Linked DNA regions of Homo sapiens: region 1 is linked to region 2. The links are chromatin contacts, found by Hi-C or POLR2A ChIA-PET in ENCODE. All regions are on one chromosome and are shown on one strand. The core of a region is the stretch at or near the end of the contact, and the rest is flanking DNA. Distances in the headings are between cores, read along the strand shown.

Region 1 (6,070 bases), core at 2,874-5,373, 48 kb before region 2:
AGCCCCGTGTGCCGTCCCTCGAGGCGGGCCCTGCCCTGTGCACGCAGGGCCATGGGCTTCCCAGCTGTGTCCCCGGCTGAGGCTCACCCACGATGCCTTCCAGACCCTTCTCCTCCTGCTGTGGCTTCATGTTAATCTCCTGGAAGTGAGGGCTCCTGTTGAGCCTGGGTGGGTGCTAAGTGTGTCCCTCCTAGGTCTGGGACCCTCCTGGATCTGGGTCAGTTGCCCCTCCCAGGGGGCCTTGGACTCTTGGCAGGAGCCTCCCCGCTGTGTAGAGCCAGCTTTGCTTGTGGGGGGTCGGTGGTGCCATGTGGGCATCTGGCTTCCTCCACGGCTCAGCCCCTGAGCACCTCGGGCTGTGCACAGAGGGCCTGGCCGGCTTCTTCCTGCTTCCAGAGAACATGTTTAGCCATCAACGCTTCTGTGTGAATAGGTTATCAGAGCGGCTGAGGGTGACAGTGGGTCTGCCTGGGTCTTGGATGAGGCCGACCCTACTGGGGGTCCTGGGCTGGGATGTAGGGGTACCAGGTACTTATTGAGGTCCGGGGCAGGAGGCCTGAGTGATGAGGACCTTGTGGGCCTGGCACTGATTTGGCCCTTTCTCCTAAGCCCCCAGGTCTTCATGGACCTCCTAGTGGGCCAGCCCTGGCTGGGTAGGATTTCAAGCAGACTGCTACCCAGAGCCCACAGTGAGAATTGGCCTGGGGCTGCTGGAGGGGGCTCAGATAGGGCATGAGTAGGGTCTGTGACCAGGCTGACAATGACACAGAGGGAAATAACAAAGACCCAGGTAGGCCCCAGGCACAGCCCAGCTGCAGGGGCAGCCTCGGCCCAGCCACTGGCAGGAGTGGATGGCCATACGGCTCCCCGTGACCCACCTGGGGCCAGGGGCCTGTCAGCACTCCCAGAGAAGGCCCTGCGGGTGTCAGGATTGAAGCAAAGGGCAAGTCGAAGTTGGAGGGACTGGTGGGATGGCCCCAAGTCCCTCTAGAACTTGTAACTTGTTGTCACTCCCAAAACTTTCTGGGGTTGTTTGAGAAGCCTGGAATCCTGGAAGGGCTGATGTGCACATCATGCATGCAGTGGGACTCATCAAAACCAGCCACGAATGGTTAGATCCACCTGCGGACGACAGGCTGGCTCCTGTGGTGCCTCTGGGCAGGAGCCTCAGCCAGCAGCATCAGGGAGTGCTGCCTGGAGGAGGTGTTCTCAAGGTGGGCTTGGCAGGCTGAGGCACCAACAGCAGGAGGAGGGGCCGTCTTCCCAGCAGGTTGGAGTGGGATGCGTGCCCTGTGGGGTGGAGCCCCTTGCTCATCCCTGTGCGACCTGGTGCTCTGCCCCTCAGGATGAAGGCTGGCTCATGGGCGTGAAGGAGAGCGACTGGAACCAGCACAAGGAGCTGGAGAAGTGCCGTGGCGTCTTCCCCGAGAACTTCACTGAGAGGGTCCCATGACGGCGGGGCCCAGGCAGCCTCCGGGCGTGTGAAGAACACCTCCTCCCGAAAAATGTGTGGTTCTTTTTTTTGTTTTGTTTTCGTTTTTCATCTTTTGAAGAGCAAAGGGAAATCAAGAGGAGACCCCCAGGCAGAGGGGCGTTCTCCCAAAGATTAGGTCGTTTTCCAAAGAGCCGCGTCCCGGCAAGTCCGGCGGAATTCACCAGTGTTCCTGAAGCTGCTGTGTCCTCTAGTTGAGTTTCTGGCGCCCCTGCCTGTGCCCGCATGTGTGCCTGGCCGCAGGGCGGGGCTGGGGGCTGCCGAGCCACCATGCTTGCCTGAAGCTTCGGCCGCGCCACCCGGGCAAGGGTCCTCTTTTCCTGGCAGCTGCTGTGGGTGGGGCCCAGACACCAGCCTAGCCTGGCTCTGCCCCGCAGACGGTCTGTGTGCTGTTTGAAAATAAATCTTAGTGTTCAAAACAAAATGAAACAAAAAAAAAATGATAAAAACTCTCAGAAAACGTGTGTGTATTTGTTCTCCCTCTTCTTGTCCGTGAGTGCGGATGGAACCGTGTTATCTGTGGCTTTCTTACTGAGATGGTCTGCCCCCGAAGGCCCGCTGCCCTGGGCTGGTGCACCACAGGGCTTCAGCCCCTGTCCCCTGGGGTTCTTAGGGGTGGTCAGCTGGAGGTCAGGGACTGGGGGCTTGGGTGAAGGGGCTTGGCGAGCCATCTCTGTCCGAGAAATCTGCTGAGTGCTATCCTAAGTGACCTTTTTATTTTATTTTGTTTCATTGTTTTGAGACAGAGTTTTGCTCTTGTCGCCCAGGCTAGAGTGCAATGGCGAGACCTTGGCTCACTGCAACCTCCCGCTCCTGGGTTCCATCGATTATCCTGCCTCAGCCTCCTGAGTAGCTGGGATTACAGGCGTGAGCCACCACACCCGGCTAATTTTATATTTTTAGTAGAGATGGGGTTTCACCATGTTGGCCAGGCTGGTCGCAAACTCCTGACCTCAGGTGATCCACCTGCCTTGGACTCCCAAAGTGTTGGGATTACAGGCATGAGCCACCACACTCAGTGACCTTATTTAATACGCAAGAGAACCTGTGGTTCAGGTACCAGGACTCCCTTTCACAGATGAGGAAGCTGAGGCCCACGGAGGTCCAGTTACCGGCAGGTGAGTGATGGCACTGGACTGTGGGTCTGAGCACTTGACCCCAGACCAAGGGCAATGCTTGTGTCTGGTGGGGTCTGAAGGGCCTGGGTGGGGGGCAGGCATGCTGGCCTGGCTTGTCCCTCATCTCTTGACCCCTGCTGACCCCGCTCTGGGCGCTTCAGTTCCATCGGCAGACTTGGACAGGTCTGAGCAGCAGCTTTCCAGGAGCTGCGGGGACTGTGCCCATGGGCCCAGGGAGCAGCCTGCACTTCCAGGTGGAAGGAGCTCACGGCTCTCTTTAGTAATAGTTAAAGCTGGTGAGTGAGGTGACTGTCAGAGTCTGAGCTTTATTTTGGGGTAAAGCCCCTGGGCTTTGCTTTAGGTGGCAGGATTGTCATTGCTGTGGCCCTGCCTGGTCCTGTGGGGGGCAGATAGTGTTGGCTCTGCCATCCGTGGCTTCCAGGAGCAGTGGAAGTCATAGCAGTTGGGACAGAGCCTCTTTCTGGTTGCCCCTGCTTGGAGATCTCCCACCTTTCCTACCTTCCTTCACTCCCTCCTTCATCCCTTCCTCCTTGACAGCCTCATTTCCCCTGCCCAAGGTCCATAGTGCATTGTGGGTGGAGCCGGCTTGGAGCCCAGCCCACTTCTGAGCCTGGGTGCACGTGCCCTGGGCTCTGTGAGGTGTGAAGCCACAGTGCCATCATGGGAAGTCTTTGCTTTTATTTCAACCTGAAAATTCAAAACAAAACAAAAAAACAAAAAAACCCACCTCATCTAAAATACATTATCCAGGAGAAAGCATTTAGATTAGGTTTTTGACAATATAAGATTCCAAGATATGTTCCATGGCAGCTTTCAGCTTTACCCCCAGCCCTCGCCGCTGGGGTAAGGAGCGGCCCTGCTCTGTACCACAAGGTCAGGGCCTGCAGGGAGCTTCTTGCCAGAGGGAGCAGGGCCAGGATCGGGGCTGGGGAGCCTGCGGATCCAGAGGGAGGGAGGCCAGGTGTGAGGTTCCCATCCTGCTGGGGAGGGGCAGCGGCCCAAAGTCTGAACTGAGATGTGTGTCTGGGAGCCGGGGAGTCAACTAGGTTCATGGCAGTGCAGGGGGCATTCAGAGCCAGGCAGCGTGAATAAACAGGCCAGTGAGCTGAAGGGCCGGGCAGAGCAGAGGGCCCAGGCCAGGACAGGGTGGAGGAAATAGCAACAGGTGGGGTGAAGGTGGCCCATGGTGGGGGCCGGGAGAGGTGCGGGCTGCTCTCCATGCCTGGCAGCTGGACGTGCAATGTCCCGGAGGGCTTGGCAATCTGGCTTGATTTGGGCTGACGTGGCCACGGAGGCCCAGACCCTGGGCAGGGCTCCTGACTCTCAGAGCAGGCAGGCCGGGCTGTGGGTTCTGGGACCCAACTGAGGCTGGAGGCTCTTGCAGACCCCACACCCTGGGAGGGCCAAGCACGAGCTTGGGAAGAGGCCCACCCTGGGCAGCCCTCTGTGTGGCTCCCCTCCAGCCTCCCGGAGCCAGCGTGTGGCGGGAGTGACAGTGGCGGTTTGGAGCCAGGACTGGAGAGAGGTCTAGGAAGGCCGCCTCTTGTGTGGGGGCTGTGGGGTGGGCTGCAGCAGCCCAGGTGCCTGAGGGAGGGCCAGGCCCTGCATAGAGGCATTCTCATGGCTTCCTGGAAGGTGTGGGCCCCTTTTGAAACCCCATGAAAATCTTTAGAAAATCGGTTTACTTATTTATTACTCTGTGTTACAAACTCATTTGCTGGCAGGAGCAGGATTTTGAGTCATGGGACTTGGCAGCTAAAATTATCACACACACCCCCTGTCAGTGCAAATGGCCCCGAGGCCTCAGGCTCTGCACCAGCTCCGCCGTCAGAGGCTCTCAGAAGTGTCCTTCCGGTGCAGGGAGCGACCCCCTGCTCCCCGCCCTCCTGCCAGCTCCCCGGTCTTCCACCGCGGCCCCAACACTGGCCCTGCTGCTGGCCCGGCCTCTCAGCCCTTGTCCTTGATTGGATATGATAATCATGTTGGTGTCGCTTCTCTCAGTTTTGCTGGCCTGAAGACCCTTGGCCATGCCTCTGGGGTTTTAAATGCCCATACTCCTGGCCTCAGTCACCCCAACACCAGGCCGCATGTGGGGACGTCATGAGGGGTGGCCAAACACTGGGTCCCTCTGCTCAGCAGCTGTGGCTGGCGTGCTGGGTGCTGGGTGGCTGTGGCTCAGGTCCTCCGAGATGCTCTCGGCCTCCTTGGCGCCTGGGCAGCAGCTTCATCTTGGGGCTGAGTAGTTCCGAGTTTGATGCCAGCACACTTCCTTCCGAGAAGCACCCCGGAAAGTATTTGTGTGTGTGTGTGTGTGTGTGTGTGTCATTGAACCCTGAGCCAGTTGCTGTGGCCTGGGGTGGCACTTGCAGATTTGCTTAAGACAAATAGGATCTGGAGCTGGAGGTGGGCTGAACTGGGTGAGGGAGGCATGAACACCTGAATGAAAATCGGGGTGAGGCTTCTGAGGAGAAGGGGAGATAGGTTCTAGGAGCTCAGATCTGGGAATGTGCACTCCACGGTGGCTTCCAGAAAGGGCCCTGAGACTAGGTAGCTTGCCTAGATGGGAACTGCGAGGAGATGTGTGAATGTGTGTGTGAGTGAATATGAATGTAAATGTGTGTGGATGCGTGTGATTGTTAGTGACTGTAAGTGTACATGTGTGACTGTGTGTGAATGAGTGTGTGTGAATGTGTGAGTGTAAATGTGTGAGTGAATGGGTGAATGTGAATATGTATGAGTATAATGTGTGAACATGTGTGTAAATGTGGGAGTGTGAATGTGTGTGAATGGGCAAACGTGAATGTGTGTGCGAATGTGTGTGCATGTGAGTAAATGTATGTGTATGTGAGTGTGAAGGTGTGAGTGTGAATGTGAATGGTCAGAGAATGTGAGTGTGAATGTGTATGGTGAGTGTGAATGTGTGTGCGAGTGTGTGCATGAGAATAGGTGTGAATGTGTGAGTGTCGATGTGTGTGACTGTGAAGGTGTGGGTGTGAGTGTGAATGTGTGTGAATGTGTGTGAAGGTGTGGGTGTGAGGGTGAAGGTGTTGGTGAGGGTGAATGTGTGTGAATGTGAGTGTGAAGGTGTGGGTGTGAGTGTGAATGTGTGTGGAATGTGTGAGTGTGAATGTGAATGTGTGAGTGTGAAGGTGTGTGAATGTGAATGTGAAGATGTGGGTGTGAATGAATGTGTGTGAATGTGTGTGAATGTGTGAGTGTGAAGGTGTGGATGTGAGTGTGAATGTGTGAGTGTGAAAGTGTGGGTGTGAGTGTGAACGTGTGTGAATGTGTGAGTGTGAAGGTGTGAGTGTGAATGTGTGTGAATGTGTGAGTGTGAATGTGTGAATGTGAGTGTGAAGGTGTGGATGTGTGAATGTGTGTGAATGTGTGAGTGTGAATGGTGAGGAGAATGTGAATGCGTGTGTGCATGTGAATAGGT
Region 2 (5,878 bases), core at 1,690-4,189:
ACTCAACTGTAACTCTTCCTTGAGTATCCAGCCTGCCAGCTCTAGATTTTGTAGATTTTGAAGTTACCAAGCTTCCACAATAAACCTCTCTCTCTACATAGACACATTCTGCTGGCTTTGCTGGAGAATCTTGAGTAATACAACATCATTTTATAATGTTGCGATAGCTGTAGAGCAAGTCAATTCACCTTTTTCTTTTGAAAAAAGTGCCATGGTTTATCTGAGTCCTTTGCATTTTTATTGATTTAGGTCTTCTTCATTTTTCCTCAACAATGCTTTGTGGTTTTCAATGGCAGAGGTCTTGCACATCTTCCCTCCCTCCTTACAAACATCTCAGCCACTCTAAAGATCTGTTGTGGTCTTAGGACCCAACAGCGAGCTCCCTGAGAAGATAAAGACTAACTTTTCTCCTCTGCATCCCTAGTACCTAACACAGGCTTGACCCAGCTAATATTTGGGTAACAAATATTTCTTGTGTAGTGTAATTAATTTTATTATTCATGTAGAGGGTGACTTTTTTCAGTGGTCCGCCAAAGGATTAATAATGCAGCAGTGAATCATCAAACATGTCCTGAACACCCATCGCAGGCAAGGATGCTCACTGAGCACATCCTCTTATTTTGTTATGTGACTCTCCCCAGCATGGGCACCAGCCCCAGCTGACAGCGTCTCTGGGTTCCCAGCATTGGGCATTGCTCATTCCTGGCATCAGGTGCATCCTGTGATGCAGCTTGCACACAGTAGCACATGTCTGTGCTGCTTCTCCTGTGGCTCAGTGACTCTCCCCAGAGGAGAACCACTTCAGATAGGAGGCAACAGGCCCCGAGACACCCCTGCCCAAGCTGTATTCCAGAATTCCTGTGTCTCAGGACTACCTGGATCCCAGGTTGCCTGCCAACCCAGGCCTACCCACCACACCCCATCACTTCCCTCTGGCGTCCCTCTTGTTCGCTCTGTGTAAAACTCAATTTGCCTCTTGATGGATATGAATAATTAGAACCCTCCAGCATGAATAATTCTAGGCAAATTAATTTTCATGCCAATCAGGGAAAATTAATTGGCTTCATGATGTTTCATATTTTCCAGGAGGGGCTCCCCAGCTGCTGCCCCCACCTCTTCTCAGCCTTGGGCTCTTCTTCCCCAGCACTTTGGAGAATATTGCTTGTTAGTTTTATTGTTTGTTTGTTTGTTTGTTTTTTAATGGTTTCTGCAGGCAACAATGTTAAATTCCTTGCAGCTAAATGACCTATTTAACAAGCATGATAAAAACATCCCTTAGAACCATTCCTGGCTAAGTAAGATCCAGCTGGTCCTTTATAGCCCAATTTCTTTTTTAACCTTTTTATTTGCTATTGTGGAATATAAACACATATAGGGAAGTGTATGAAAGATCTAAATACACAACCTAATGAATTATTATAAAGGAAACAGATGTCTTCTCCTGTTCTGTGGCTTATCCTTGCTCACTCTTAGTGATCTTTTTTGATGAAACAAATTCTGAATCTTAATATAGGCAAACATATCAATCTTTTCCTCTATGCTCTGGTTAAAAATATGTTTGAAAATAAAGTATTTACCTTGCACTTTATGAGAAGTGCATAAATATGTTTGAAAATAAAGTGTTTACCTTGCACTTTATGAGAATGTAGTTCATTCTCATTTTTTTCCAAAACAGAAAAGTACACACACACACACACACACACACACACACTTACAAGAGTTTAAAAGTAGTTGCAGCTATCATGACATGTTGCTCTTAATCATTTCATATGAGTGATAACAATATGAGTGATAACAATACCATTGTCACACCTAAGAAAATGAACAAATGTCTAATATTGTCAAACATCCAGTACTTACCCACATTTCCCTAATTATTCCCAAAATGTATTTGATATATGTAGGAGGATTAGTTTGCCTCCTCTTAAATTTCATATGAATGGAATTTACTGTGTATGTTATTTTGTGTTTGTTTTTGCTCATCATTATAACTGAGCAATTTATCCATATTATTGCATGCGTGTAGTTCATTTTTGTTCATTGCTATGTTATTCCATTGTATGAATATGCCATAAATTATATATCCCATCTACCGTTTCTTTCTTTTTTCTTTTTTTTTGAGATAGAGATTTGCTCTGTTGCCCAGGCTGGAGTGCAATTGTTCCTGGATCAAACTGAGGGTCAGGCTGCTATTTCTTGTGGCCCAATAACAAGGTGCAGATAAACTGGGGAGGAAGAGAATTTATATTTCTGCAACCAGTTACAGGGAGAAGACTTGGAAATTATCGCCAGACCAACTCAAAATTATAGTTTTCCAGAGCTTATATATACCTTTTAAGTTATATGTCTATGTGTAAGTGTGCATTCACCTAAAGACATAAGTGATTAACTTCTTTTAATCCACAACTAAGGTCTGAGTCCTGAAGACCTTCCTCTGGAGCCTCAGTAAATTTACTTAATCTCAATGGGTCCAGGTGCTGGGGTGATTACCCTTATCTTGTCTCCTGCTAAATCACAGAGGTTTGGGGAGTTCCTTCAGACCCTCAATAAACTTGTTTGTGGAGGCCTGGGGAGTTTCTTCAGACCCACAGTAAAACTTGTTTAATCCTAAATGGGTTCTATTAAGAATTCCTCTATTATTTTGTTATGCTTTAGGGCCCAGGAAAGGCCTAGGCAAACTCTTGATGGGCTTTTGTTACATCACAGCCTTTGTGTAAGAGCACTGGCTTTATTTATTTATTATACTTTAAGTTGTAGGATACATGTGTAGAACGTGCACGTTTATTACATAGGTATACATGTGCCACGGCGGTTTGCTGCACCCATCAACCTGTCATCTAGGTTTTAAGCTCCGCATGTATTAGGTATTTGTCCTAATGCTATCCCTCCCCTTGGCTCCCTCCCCGCGACAGGCCCCAGTGTGTGATGTTCCCCTCCCTGTGTCCACGTGTTCCCGCTGTTCAACTCCCACTTATGAGTGAGAACATGCCATGTTTGGTTTTCTGTTCCTGGAGCACTGGCTTTTAATATTTAACTTAACCACTCAGTACTGAAACAGTTATTATGGAGGCCTGCGTTAGTGACACCTGGCCTGCCACACAGTGGCGTGATCTTGGCTCACTGCAACCTCTGCCTCCCGGGTTCAAGCAATTCTTGTGCCTCAGAGTAGCTGGGATTACAGACATGCACCACCAAGCCCGGCTAATATTTTTTTGCATTTTTAGTAGAGGTGGGGTTTCGCCATGTTGGTCAGGCTGGTCTTGGACTCCTGACCTCAAGTGATCTGCCTACTTGAGGTCCTCGGCCTCCCAAATTGCTGAAATTACAGGCGTGAGCCACTGCACCTGGCCCCATCTACTGTTGATGGTGTAATCATTCACTCTGCAGTTAAACTGAACTTGGGTCCACTTGCCTGGTGCAGCAAGCCAAACATTGACACTGAGATTTGCAGTGAGAGAAAGAAAGGTATTTACTTTAGGGTGACAAGCAAAGAGAGTTGGGTAGCTAACGCTTAAGACCTGAGCTTCCAGAAGGCTTACATGTAAGGGTTTTTAAAGGCAGGGAGAGAGAGGTTACAGGCAAAGTCATAAGTCAACACATGGAGGCCATACATTTGTTTGGCCCCAAAAGGCAAGCTATCTTGAAGCGGAGGCTTGCAGGTCATAGGTGGATTCAGAGATTCTTTAATTTGCAATTGGTTAAGGAAGTGAGGCTTTATCTAAAACTTGAGGTCAGCAGAAAGAAATGTTAAAGTTTGGTCTATGAGAATGATTCTTTCCAGGCTCCTCTGGAAGAAATTTAGAACAAAGACTGGTGGTCATGTTAGAGCAGGCAGATAGCCAGACATGAACAGGAGAGGAGAGCTCCTGAAAAAAGGGAGGTCTGGAAAATCTCACCCCTCAGGGACCACCTGAAACAGGCATGATAGATACAAGTAGAGAGGAGGGGGAATACCTATACAGGAAGGCATGCCCATTAAGATGCCCACTAATCATTCACTCTGCAGTTAATGTGTCCGAATGTAGCTAGATGCATGCTGATAAGGGGAAGAGGGCAGAGAAGGAAATTCCTAAGAGATAACATAGATACAGTAAGTATAGATCTGAGTACTATACAGCCTTCCTGGGGTGGCAGTAATGAGCGATGCAGCCGTCAAATAGGATTCGTACCCAACACTGGGACACATGCATGTGCACCAACTAATAGTAAGGGAGGGTCCCACAAGCCTGGGGTGAGAACTAGGCAGGCAAAGGATGGAGACTTAAGGCAGAAGTAGGAAAACTAGGCAAAGAAAAACAGCAGAGACTTAAGACAGAGGCAGGAACTTCAGAAAAGACTCCAACATCATAAAAACCCAGTGCAGAACTCTCAAGCTGCTGCTGGCTCACTCCCTTTAGCAGCCCACTCTGCCTGATCTTTGCAGTGTACTTCCCCTTAAATAACTGTCTGCTCTCTAGTGTCCTTCAGTAAATCAGTCACTTGGCAGAGTGCTTCCTCCGAGTGAGACAAAGAACTGAGGATTCCTGCACTTCCTGGTAACAGTTGGAGTTCAGTCCCCCATTCCCACTTGCCTGACAGTGGTTGGCATTTTCCATCTGGTGGGGGTCTGGGTTTCTGAAAAAGCAACTCAGAGACACATGTCAAGATGTTATCTTTAGTTTCTATAGGGAACCAAACACCTTGTAACTCTAGCTCACTTGAGTAGATACCGTTTAAGCTGTGATTACCTGCTTGCTTCTCAGGTTGTTCATTCACTTCTCAAGCCTAGATAGGTACCTGGAATTTCCCTGGAAGGGACTGAAGAGTTTTTTGTTATTTCCATGCTTTGGGGGCCTGGAAGGCCCCTAAGAGGGGTTTCTGCTCTGTCCCAGTGGATAATTGGCTTGTCTCCCATTTATGAATAAAATCTCTATGAAGGGCCTTTTTTTTTTTTTCTTGAGACAGAGTCTCACTATGTCGCCCAGGTTGGAGTGAAGTGGCGTGATCTCGGCTCACTGCAGACTCTGCCTCCCGGGTTCAAGCAATTCTCCTGCCTCAGCCTCCAGAGTAGCTGGGATTACAGGCACCCACCACTATGCTTGGCTAATTTTTGAATTTTTAGTAGAGATAAGGTTTCACCGTGTTGGCCGTGCTGGTCTCAAACTCCTGACCTCAGGTGATCTGCCCGCCTTGGCCTCCCAAAGTGCTGGGATTACAGGCGTGAGCCACCACGCCCGGCCTGAAGGGTCCTTTACATTACCATTAGCGAACAAACTCTGAAGTGGAATTGCTGGGTCATAAGGTATACGTGCTTATCTTCATTGAAATTCCTGCCAGCAGTATATAAGAGTTTCAGTTACACCATGTGTTTGCTAAAATTTGGTATTGTCAGTTCCTTTAATTTCACCTTGACTGGGGGTATGGCGGTATGTTGTGACGATTTTAATTTTCATTTTTCTTAGGAATAATGATGTTGGCCACCTTTTCATGTACTCATTGGCCATCTAGATATCCTTTTTTATGAAGCATAAGTCTTTTGCTATTTTTTTTCCCATGGGATTGACTGTTTTTAAAATTAATCAGTTTGTAGGAGTTCTTTATATATTCTGGGTACAAGTCTCATGCTAGATTTATGTACTGCGAATGTCTTCTAGTCTGTGGCTTGTCTCTGAAGGAGATAAAAATATGACACTCTGGTATAGTGACTATTTTGAGTTAAAGGCACTTGAAAACAGGAGGTGCAAGCTCACTCTGACCTTCCTTCTGTCTCTGAAGAGCAGGAGATAAAGTTCCCCTGTGAAAGGCGTTCTGCCAACACCAGAAGGACAGCATCATTCTTATCTTTGGGGACAGGAAGTTGAGACTGAGGGAAATCTGCAGAAACAAACCTTGCTAGACT

The links. Hi-C counts contacts between places; a loop is a spot of excess contacts on that map. ChIA-PET counts read pairs that join two places held with the same protein, here RNA polymerase II (POLR2A). Pooled maps may share reads with other maps.
Region 1: a map of Caco-2 shows a loop between it and region 2 (3-fold over the local background). The contact joins two enhancer-like sites. A Hi-C loop is called at or near these places in 3 of 168 maps with a recorded cell type or tissue (Caco-2, DLD1 and K562), 1 of 37 single-sample maps with no recorded cell type and 2 of 50 pooled maps. POLR2A ChIA-PET finds 5 or more read pairs at or near these places in 1 of 52 experiments (HEK293T).

Annotation. Positions count from the first base shown.
Region 1 is chr2:127,043,909-127,049,978 of GRCh38, reverse strand. BIN1 (bridging integrator 1) reads left to right here. Exons shown (of 19, transcript NM_139343.3): 19 at 1,346-1,947. The coding sequence ends at 1,453. Among named protein-coding and RNA genes, the nearest start is that of BIN1, 60 kb to the left of the region's middle. Within about 2 kb of position 4,123, at least 4 of the 41 ENCODE cell types and tissues checked have a DNase peak (open chromatin) inside an H3K27ac peak, as active enhancers do.
Region 2 is chr2:126,994,437-127,000,314 of GRCh38, reverse strand. No RefSeq gene overlaps it. Among named protein-coding and RNA genes, the nearest start is that of TEX51, 98 kb to the right of the region's middle. Within about 2 kb of position 2,939, at least 6 of the 41 ENCODE cell types and tissues checked have a DNase peak (open chromatin) inside an H3K27ac peak, as active enhancers do.